2 separate regions of the Homo sapiens genome follow, and region 1 is linked to region 2. The links are chromatin loops, found by intact Hi-C in ENCODE. Cell type or tissue: B cell. All regions are shown on one strand. Links, peaks and the distances in the headings refer to the core of each region. The heading gives the core; the rest is flanking DNA.

Region 1 (5,397 bases), core at 339-5,338, 99 kb after region 2:
CTGTGGAGTTAGCTGGATTTGGTTAGCAGTCTTTGAAGCCTTGAAAAGGAAAAATAAGTTTATGTTAATCAACTATTAACTCAAGGCGCTCTATGGCAGTGTACAAAGAGCACCTTTTCTTCTGTAACTGCAGGGCACAGCTTCAGAGGAGACTGAAGGCGTGGTCTCCACAGGTGTTCTTGGCCAATTTCAGCACCCTGGTAGAGAAAGAATGGGATTTTATGACCTCGAGTATAGCCATTTTGGCAGAAAAACCTGAAAAATCTCTAAACACTGGATTCTCTCTGACTTTACAGGATAGAAAGTGCAGTTTCCTCCTTTTTGTCAGGGTGACATCAGCCTCCCCTGGCCCAGAGAGTCTGTAAGAACCTCCCCTAAGTTAGGGAGCTCACAAACAGGGTTCATAAGATAAGGCACCATCTCTATCCTTGTCCCTGCGGATCAATGACTAGAATTGCTTTACATCATAATTTGAAAGCCAGGAGTAGTACATTCCTTGCTATTGTAAGAAATAGTTCATTCATTGAAATTGTTACTTAAACATAAGTTACACGTCTCATATTGGCAGGAATGAAGAAACACAGCTGGAGGATCTTGACATTATTGAAACAGATAGTGGAATAGAAGACTGGATAAAGGGGAACTTAAGGACATAGTGGTTAAGTCAACTCATATTTGCTGTATAATTTTTAGTGTAAAATGTTTATATTTTGGTTCATCACAGTTACTAAGTAAATACTAACAGCAAATTGGGAAATAAATAAATTGGAATTGGTTTATAATTAAAATGAGAAGTTTATAGTCCAATTTATTTTAACTTTTATTTTAGGTTCAGGGGTTGCGTGTGCAGGTTTGTTACATGAGTATGTTGTGTGACACTGAGGCTTGGGATATGAATGATTCCATCACTCAGGTAGTGAGTATATATGCAATAGGTAGTTTTTCAACCCTCAACCCTCCCCTTTCTTCCCCCAACCCCAGTAGCCCCCAGTGTTTATTGTTCCCATGTTCGTGTCCATGTGTAAAAATGTTCAGCTCCCACTTATGAAACAATGTGTGTGCAAATTGTCTTAGTTTAAAGAAGATCTTCTTGAAGATTTGAAGTAATATGCTTTCCATTCTCCCCACCCTGGGAGGATTTACACCAATGTGAGAAAAACAACTAAAACTGAAATAATTTTACTGGAGCTGCAGGATATTGTACGCATTGCCCAAATGATCATTTCCATTTCTAACATATGTTACCTTTGTCTTTATGAGTTTGGCTCAGAGAAGAGATAATGAATGACAGAAAGATAAAGATTAACATTTTAGTTTGAAAATCTGAATGTCAATTTGGAGAAGTATCATTCTCCCACTATAAAATATCGATTCAGAGAAAAATATTTGAATTCCTGTTTTCTGTTTAGAGTTTCATTCCTCTTGGGATATTTCTGAGGTTATCATAACACTTTAGCAACTGTTTTTTAAAACAGAGCCTTCTTATTCAGATTATTACATTGTTTCATGCTGATAATGATAGCACAGTTGTTTGGATTGAATCTATTTTACCAAACTAAATGCTTATATCCTCTCCCATTTTGACAAATTTCAAAGTGCCTCTCAATTGTTGCTGTAATCTTTAGATCCTGTGGAAGGTTTTTTCCACACTTTCAATACTGACCTCTAAAAGGTAAATCAGTATACTTCTTTAACACTCACAAATTAGTAATCATCTGTAGAATGCTTAGAATCAATTGTTAATTTTCAGCATCTTTTGACCATCACTGGTCTGTCTCTGACCTGTCTAGCTGTAGGGGATAAAAGCTTATAGCATGTGAGGTTGATTTCTTTGATTTCTGATTCAGTGGATATTATTCTCATCAGAACATTGAGAATGCTTTCAGCATCACTGAAACTTTAAGACAGTTGGCTCTCCCATCTCAGGTGTGCCAGGAGGCAGTGTATGTGTGTTTACATGAATACTAACCAACAGCTGTCCCTCTCCAAGCCTTTGTAGTACTATCTTCTCCCCATAAGGTTTTTTAGTAGGTTCCAAATTGAAGTCACTATGCTATATGTTGTCTACATCAAGCAAAGCCAACATAATATGTCATCTCTTGAGGAAATTACATCCGAATTCAAAGCTCATTGTGGCACACTTTTTCAACATTTGATATTTAGAAAAATACTAACATCTACGATTCTTTTTTCCTTGATTTAAAATGAGATAACTAAATACATTCTAGTATTAAGTGAGATACCGTATTTAAAGTGATTAGTGTCAAACTTTACATCCAGCAGTATTCAATAAACATTAACAGTCATCACTATTATACTGAACTAAAGCTCTTTGTCTCCAGATATTCTGCTCTAGCTAGAATGTAGAATTCGTAAGAAAAAATTGTTTCCATTTTTTGGAAATTGTTTCCTAGATAAATTAAAAGTCCTATGTTTTTAAAGGCAAAAAGTGCTGGTGATTCAAAAGACTCTTAATGATTATGTTCCAGAGAAATACCAGAAGTTTCTAGAAAAACAGAAACCAGTGATCTCTTCCTTCTCTCAGGCATATGTTAAACCTCGGCCACGGGTGGGTAGAGGATCAAGCCTGCCAAACTTAAAGGGACTGTTATGGGATAAGGAGAAACCAGCGGAATGGATAGCAACCATTTGAACTGATGTGATAGATTCGAGTATGTGGGATCCCAAATATACAGCTAAGTTTTTCCTGCCTGCCAGTTCTTTTTTACAGGACATTTTCTGAAAGCATAATAGAATTGAAGGCTGGAGGATGGATTGAAAAACAGAAATAAGTCTTTGAAGTCCTGCTGTACTTATATCACAACATCCTGCTAGATGTACGGAACCACATGTTATTCTTAAGAACAGGAAGCTAAAAGGAAACTGAAACTCACTCAGCAGCAAAAACAAACAGGCCAAACAACTCAGCTCAGCCCTGAAAGGATTAAAGTATTGTCCCCTGCGTGTAAATGTATATCAAAAGAGAAAAATATAATAGTATTTGGTCAAATTACAATTTTTTTTGAACACAATATTTGGTATACAAAAAACATTTACATAAGGGGCAGAAAACCGTAAAATTAATATTCATATTCAACAGTTAAATAAGAAAATGGGAACAGAACAACAAACAACCTAAGTGTTAGAAAAAACACTTTATAAAAATGATTACAAATAAGAGAAAAATCAGAGAGAAAAGTGGACAAAATCAATGAAAGTATTGGTCATTTTAACAGATGGCTGAGAATAGGAGATTATTATTTTCACAGAAATTTTATAATTTTATAAAAGAACCAAATGTATTTTCTTCAACTAAGAATTTTTTAAAATCTTAAATAGTGTTGCTTGGATAGGGTAACAGCAGACTTGTCACAGAAGAAAAAATGGCTTAGAGAATTTAAGATACATTAATAAAACTATACAAAGTATAGAGTGAGCATAGATTAATTTATAAATAAAAGAAAAAATTAAAACAGAGTATCAGTCTTCTGAGGTAATGTCAAATATTTTTCCATGTTAGGAGACTGAGAATAACACAGAAAGATAATTAAGACACAGAAAATTTTGAAGATACAATATGAAAGAATCTCCTAAATTTGTAAAACCTTTAATATGAATTTCAGTAAGCTCATTAAACCCCAAACAGGATTAATACAACACAAATACACATATGCACCAACCCAAAGCATATCATAAAGGCTTCATAAAAATGCTTTTAAAAACTTAAATATTGTCATCACTGATAATGAAACCCAGATGACCAGAAGGCAATAAAATGTCATTTTTAAAGAGCAAAAAGGAAAAGAAAATCTAGTCAATAGTTTTTAATCTAGTGAAATATCCTTCATAAATGAAAGTAAAATAAATAGATAACTGGAAAAATGAAAGCTGAAAAAAATTTGTCTCCAGCATACCCACAATAGAAAAAACAAAATTTACTCTTCAGGTAAAGGAAAAATGTTTTCAGGAAGAAGCACAAATCTGCAGGAAAGTATGAGAATGATAGATTAATATAGATAAAGATAAAAGTCTATAATAAAACATTAAAAGATCTGTGTAATTTTGGATGTATGGCTTAAGTAGAATAAAATATGGTATTTATTTATATATCAATAATAACAAAAGATTGTTATTCTTGTTAACAGATTATTAAAATATTAATTCAAACTGAGCTCAAGTTAGCCATATGTATTTTAAAGTGCTAAGTAAACATTAAAATAGGAAAAGTGAAATGCAATAGTGCTGACAAAATAAAAAATTACTTGAGTTCCTCAAAAGAGACAAAAATGTAAAAAGAAAAAACAGAAGGAAATAGCAATAGCTTGTATATTTTAAAACAACCTCATCGGTAACTATATTAAATATAAATGGTCTAACCACTCCAATTACATTAGAAAAACTGTCAGATTTTATAAAAAGAGGCTTAAATATAGGCAGTTTACAAGTGAACCACTTAAGTATAAGCATAGATTTCCAGAAAAAGTTGAGCAAACTACATGCAAATAAAGTAGAAAGATGAATATAATAACTAAAGTAACAGCAATCAGTAAAATAGAAAATGGATTAACACAAAGGACATTGAAACAAGCCAAATTTTGTTTCACTAAATAGGTTAAAGCAAGAAGGAACAAAAAAAGAGAGAAAAAAATTTCTAACAAGATGATTGAGAACAGGGGATTATTATGAATTATAAAATATTTTAAACAGGAAGAGAATATTATGAGAAACTTTATGTCTATAATATAACTTAAATAAAATAGGCAAATTCTTTGAGAAAAATAACTTTAAAAAACTGACACAGGAAGAAATGGAAAACCTGCACAATTCCATGTCAGTTAAAGAAATCGGATCTGTCATTTCAAACTTTCTCATTAAAAAAAATCTTTAGACATAGATAACTTTTCTGTTAAATTCTATTAAATATTTATAAAATATATAATAGCAAACCTATGAAAAAAATTTTCAGATATTCGAGGTATAGATAATGTTTCTCTACTTGCTATCCAAGATAGAACCCTGATAATAAAACCTGGAAAATATTACTTGAGAATAAACTCCCTAATCAATATCTCTCATGAACTTGAAATAAATTTAAAGAATTGCCTGTTTTCATGTAGTAATGTATGAAAATGCTGATATATAATAACTAAGTGTTTTACTCTCTGTGAATGAATGGTTGTTTTAGACTTTAAAAATCAGTAAATCAGCCCAGGTGTAGTGGCTCCTGCCTGTAATCCCAGCACTTTGGGAGGCTGAGGCAGGTGGATCACCTGAGGTCGGGAGTTTGAGACCAGCCTGGCCAACATGGTGAAACCCCATCTCTACCAATAATACAAAAATTAGTCAGGCATGGTGGCGCACTCCTGTAATCCCAGCTACTTGGGAGGCTGATCATGC
Region 2 (5,397 bases), core at 84-5,083:
GTTGCAGCAGACAAAACAGAAAGCAATTCAAGTCACTGTTTTTCAGAAGTTAGTTTTTCAGAACTATATTCAGAAGTTAGTTGATGTGCATCCTATCTGGTGCATCCTATCAAAGAGATGTGGCTAGTAGCATGCATGAATGATGCTAATGGCTGTCCTGGGACTATGAGGAGCTGTCTGGGCTGTCTGACCACCTCTTTCCCAGGTGGAAGGGTGAGATCAGCATCTGGGAAGGGCTCAGCATTCTTATAGTCCCCTTTTTGCTTTATTCTAATAATCGAGGGCTTGCTACCTATATTCCATCTCTCTCGTTTTCAATTGCCAAGACTGTGATAATTTCCACTTGGTTTATTTTCTCTTCTTAAAATCCCATATTTAGAACTAAAATTCACATATTAATGTTTTATTGACTCAACTATTTTCTCTGGTTCAAGGTACTCATTAAATATAAACTTTAAGGAAAATTTCATCTGTGGGTGAAACATCTTTAAGCCAATAACTGAAAATGAGTCAGGCTGAAAGATTTGATTGAATTATCACTTTCCCAGTATGGAATAACAATGATAACATTATTTAGAATGTCTTTAATCCTACACAGTGTAAATTTTAGCATGGTATTATTTTATTTTAATTTTTTTATAAATATTCAGTTCATTGCCATTGTCAATTTTTATACTTGGCTATTAGTAGTTTTCAGAATACTTTGTAAGACATTTTCACATAGTCTCTTCAAGGTATAGAATAAGTCATTTTCTAAGTTATCTGTCTGTATTTTAAGATGTATTTGAAGGATATACTATTTTAGTTAATGTTTTTCTCAACTTTTTCCACCTATGCTACTGTATTATATGCTTTCAGGTTAACTTTATTGTCAATATATGAGAATTAATAAACAACTTACAGATATATGCATGTGAATAAACCTCATGTGTATACGTTATGTGTGTATTTTTCTTAAGGTTTAGTTATTTGTATTTTTTCCGGAATAAGTCCCTGTTAAGTATTTTGATTTAGTAGTTAATTAATACATTCCTGAATTGTATTTGTTGCGTTCAATTTAGGATTCTTGCATCTATTTTATAAATAATACAGGACTATACATTTTTATTTTTTCCTATTACTGTCAAATTTTGGAATGAGTTTTGTAACATCTATATAAACTGAATTGGGAGAAATTTTCTTGTTTTGTTCTGACTAGAAAAAAATAATTATAAAATTAATGACCAATACTTTCCAAGTATGCAAGTAGAGCATCTTATTATTCATCTAAGGAGTATCAGTAAAGCTTGGAAGATACAATGCACAATTAGGCTAAAGTAAGCAATGAAATAGTCCTACCACACATTAAATATGGCAAGAAAATTTCAGTGAGGGTATATATATTTACCAGATGAAAAAACTTGACTGATATAAACTTGAGGCCCTAAGATAAAATATGTAAAGAGGTTTAATGTATTACACAGTATTTAGTAAGTGATTTTTAAGTGAGCATCAGTGGATGCATTTATGTATCTCTGGGTAGTTTCTTAGGGAGTAAAAAGCATACCTTTGAGTGGATTTATTCATATTAGAGAGAAATGGTGAATGGTTTTATTTTGGGTTTTTTTTGCCTAATAATTAAATAGTTTACTCTTATTATCTTAAAGTCTTACTCTGCTTTTCCAAGGCATAGAACTCAGATAAAAGATTATTGAGTTAAAAATAAATGGACATGATAAATCAGAAGATTTATTTCATAATAGGTTTTCTGATTTCTATAATTGGAAAAAGTCAAGACTTTAAACTGTTACCCAGTGGTTTCCTCATATTTTGTAATATAGATCAAGCAATCGATAGCATATCTACACTGTGCCTGCATGTTTAGCACAAGCTTAGCACATGTTATATCATCAATAAGCCTAAATCATTCTAAATCAATCAGTTGCAGATGGTACCCTATTTTTATGTAAAATATAGCAAGGAGGCTAGAGTTAGAAAGTCCCAATTGTTTCCACAGATGGTTTAAAATTTAGTAGCTAGCATGAGAGAAACAGACAACAATTATACAAGAAGGAATAAAATAAATATTAAAAGAGAGATACAGTCAAAATGCTATGGACATTCAAAGAATGAAGAAAATATAGAAAATAATAAGTTGAAAATACAAACCAGAAGTTTATATAAAATTATAAAGCAAAAAATAGAGCCACAAAATGTTAAAGGCAAAAATAACCATACAGAATATAATTAAAATGAAGACATATGAGATTTACATATATTGAGACTCAGTAATAAAGAAATAATTAGATGGTTAAGTAATTCAATAAACATATGTTGAGCTGCTAGGTTTAAAAAGATAAATAAGATTAACATAGCCACTGGCTTCTTATCACTTACACTTTAGTGGAAGAAAGAGATAAGTAAACAGCAACTTACAATAAATTTGATAATTTTAAAAAGGAAGACTGTAAATATAGGCCTAGCTAACTCACATTTTGTGGATCAGAGAAGGTTTTTCTGGACACAAAGGTAGATTCTATATTAGGCCTTAAAAATGGGTAGGAATTATTCAGTTGGTATGAAGGCTTCTACAGTGATAATGTACAGACATGCAAGCATGTCTGTTTATCTGTAAAGGAACTGTGGAACTTTGTCATTAATATCTGTGTAACTATTTTCTGATTCCTTCACTTGACATCCATAACAACACTGTGCATCTCTGTACTACAGGCCTGTCTGGCATCATGAACCCTAACAGGTATGTTGACTCTGGTTGTTGGCATAATTTTTCCCTTATGACTTAAAGTAATTCAGACTCCCTTATGGGGAAGGATAATAATAGCAGTGCAGCTTTAAATTAGTCCTCTCTTCAAATCCCCTAAGAAAAACAAGCAGGGTATCTAGGATAGGAAAATAAATATTTCATGTAGAACACCGTTTATGAAGCGACATGACAAGGATTCTCCAGGAACGATGAAAGGAGGGTGCGAAATAAAGCAACATAGAAATCTAGGCACCACAAGGAAAGAATCCAGGTCTACCAGCAGTGCATAGGTGGTAGGGTGGAGAAAGAGGAACTTCAACAATTCAAGAGCACAGGAACACAGAAGATGCGAATGAGTACTCACTGGAAAATTCAGAGGACCTGATACCAGCAAGTAACTATGGTAACAACAGTGAAAGAGGAAGAGGCCTCTGCAAGCTTCATTTTGTTTAAACAGATTTACTCAAACATAATTTACATCATATAAAATGTACTTGTCTTAGGCATACAATACAGTTTTTAGTAAAAATATAGGGTTGTATAACCATCACAACAACCCAATTTTAAAATATTTTCATCATTCCAAAAACATCCCTTGTTTCTTTCCCAAGTACTTCGTATAGCCAACTTCAGTTGCAGGCAACCACCAATCTACTTTCAGATTTTTTAATGCACAATTCATATACATTCAATCATAAAATATGTGAGAGGGTTTTTTTGTGCCTGGATTATTTTTAATAGTATAATTTTGTTGAGGGTCATCTGTGTGGCAGGTATCAGTACTTTGCTTCTTTTTATCATTGAATTGTTATTCCACTGTATGGATGTACCATATCTTCCTCTTCACTTGCTGGTTGATAGGTGTTTGTTTTCAGTTTTGGTGTATTATGGATTGGGCTGCTATAAACATCACATAGAAGTCTTTGTGTGGGCATGTATTTTCATTTCTCTTGGGCAGATTCCTGTAAGTGGTATTGCTGAGTCATGCTTTACATTTACATTTAAGTTTTAAAAACCATTTTACAAAGCCACTATACCATTTTACTTTCCCTCCTGTAATGTATAAGGATGTACATGTATTGGTGTCCGTCTTTTTTTTTTAGAACCATTCTAGTGGGTGTTATGTAGTATGACATTTTTGTTTTAATCTGCATTCTCCTAATTATGATGCTGAGTGTCTTTTTCCATGCTAATTGGTCGATGTACATCTTTTTGTTGAAATGTCTGTTTTTTTTTATTTGTTTGTTTTTTGAGACAAGGTCTTGTTCTCTCACCCAGGCTGGAGTACAGTGGTTCAATCATAGCTCACTGCAGCATCAAATTTGTGGGCTCAAGCAATTATCCTGCCTCAGCTTCCTGAGAAGCTAGGGCTATAGATATGAGGCACTATTTTTGGCTAACTTTTAATTTTTTTGTAGAAATGGGGTCTCAGTATGTTGCCCAGGCTGGTCTGGAATACCTGGCCTTAAGTGAATCTCCTGCCTGTCTCCTAAAGTGCTGGGATTGTACCCATGGAACCACTGTGACCATCCTGAAATTTCTATTGAAAACTTAAGCCCATTTTTAAAGTGGGCCATTTGTCTTCTGGTTATTGAGTTTATGTCCTTTGCTGGGACATGGATGAAGCTGGAAACCATCACTCTCAGCAAAGTAACACTAGAACAGAAAACCAAACACTGCATGTTCTCACTCATAAGTGGGAGTTGAACAATGAGAACAAACACATGGACACAGGGAGGGGAACATCGTGCACCAGGGCCTGTTGGGGGTTGGGGGACTAGGGGAGGGATAGCATTAGGAGAAATACCTAATGTAGATGACGGGTTGATGGGTGCAGCAAACCACCATGGCACCTGTATACCTATGTAACAAACCTGCACGCTCTGCACATGTACCCTGGAACTTAAAGTATAATAATAATAATAAAAGAAAGTAAGCTTACTGTAGAGGTATGGCTTTAAAAATAATAATAATAATAATAATAATAATAATAATAATAATAATAATCAGAATACATTTTGAATACAAGTCCTTTGTCAAAATTAGGATTTGGAAGTACTTTCTCCCAGGTTGTATCTTGTCTTTCGATTTTCTTAAAGGTGCCCTTTGAAGTATAAATGTTTTTAGTTTTTACCAAGTCTGATATAACACATTTTTCTTTTATAGACGGTGCTTCTTTATAGTATTTAAGAAACATTTTCTTTTTCTTTATAGTATTTAGTACTATAAAGTACTATATGACTCAGCAATACCACTTACAGGAACCTACCCAAGAGAAATGAAAATGACCATAAAGTACTAACTATATAATGCTTTATAGTGCTAACTATAAAGTGCTAACTATATTGTAGCAGGACGAGCCACAGACAAAACCTCTCAGACACTGAGTTGTAGAAGGAAGGGCTTTGTTCAGCTGGGAGCATTGGCAAGCTACTGCCTTAAAATCCCAGCTCCCCGAGTGTACAATTACTGTCCCTTTTAAGGGCTCACAACACTAAAGATTTCACATGAAAGGGTAGTGATTGATTTGAGCAAGCAGGGGGTACGTGACAGGGGCTGCATGCACCGGTGGTCAGAGAGAAACAGAACAGGGCAGGGAGTTTCACAGTGTTCTTCTATACAATGTCTGGAATCTATGAATAACATCGGTTTCT

Evidence for each region. A loop is a pair of places that touch in the nucleus more often than their neighbours do. Peaks named below come from ENCODE experiments on the same cell type or tissue, not always from the same donor. Only the 100,000 strongest peaks of a DNase experiment are listed, where the experiment ranks them.
Region 1: a loop joins it to region 2, with 2.3 times the contacts of the local background. A loop is called at or near these places in 1 of 110 quality-filtered maps.

The regions. Positions count from the first base shown.
Region 1 is chr9:31,344,719-31,350,115 of GRCh38, reverse strand. No RefSeq gene overlaps it. Among named protein-coding and RNA genes, the nearest start is that of LINC01243, 34 kb to the left of the region's middle. RefSeq lists enhancers at 2,811-2,870, 2,901-2,970. In B cell, for the core only: no CTCF peak of the experiment used is centred there; a DNase peak (open chromatin) is centred at 2,875; H3K4me3 peaks cover 1,803 bases; H3K27ac peaks cover 2,383 bases.
Region 2 is chr9:31,443,880-31,449,276 of GRCh38, reverse strand. No RefSeq gene overlaps it. Among named protein-coding and RNA genes, the nearest start is that of LINC01243, 65 kb to the right of the region's middle. RefSeq lists an enhancer at 5,354-5,397. In B cell, for the core only: no CTCF peak of the experiment used is centred there; a DNase peak (open chromatin) is centred at 3,106; H3K27ac peaks cover 1,326 bases.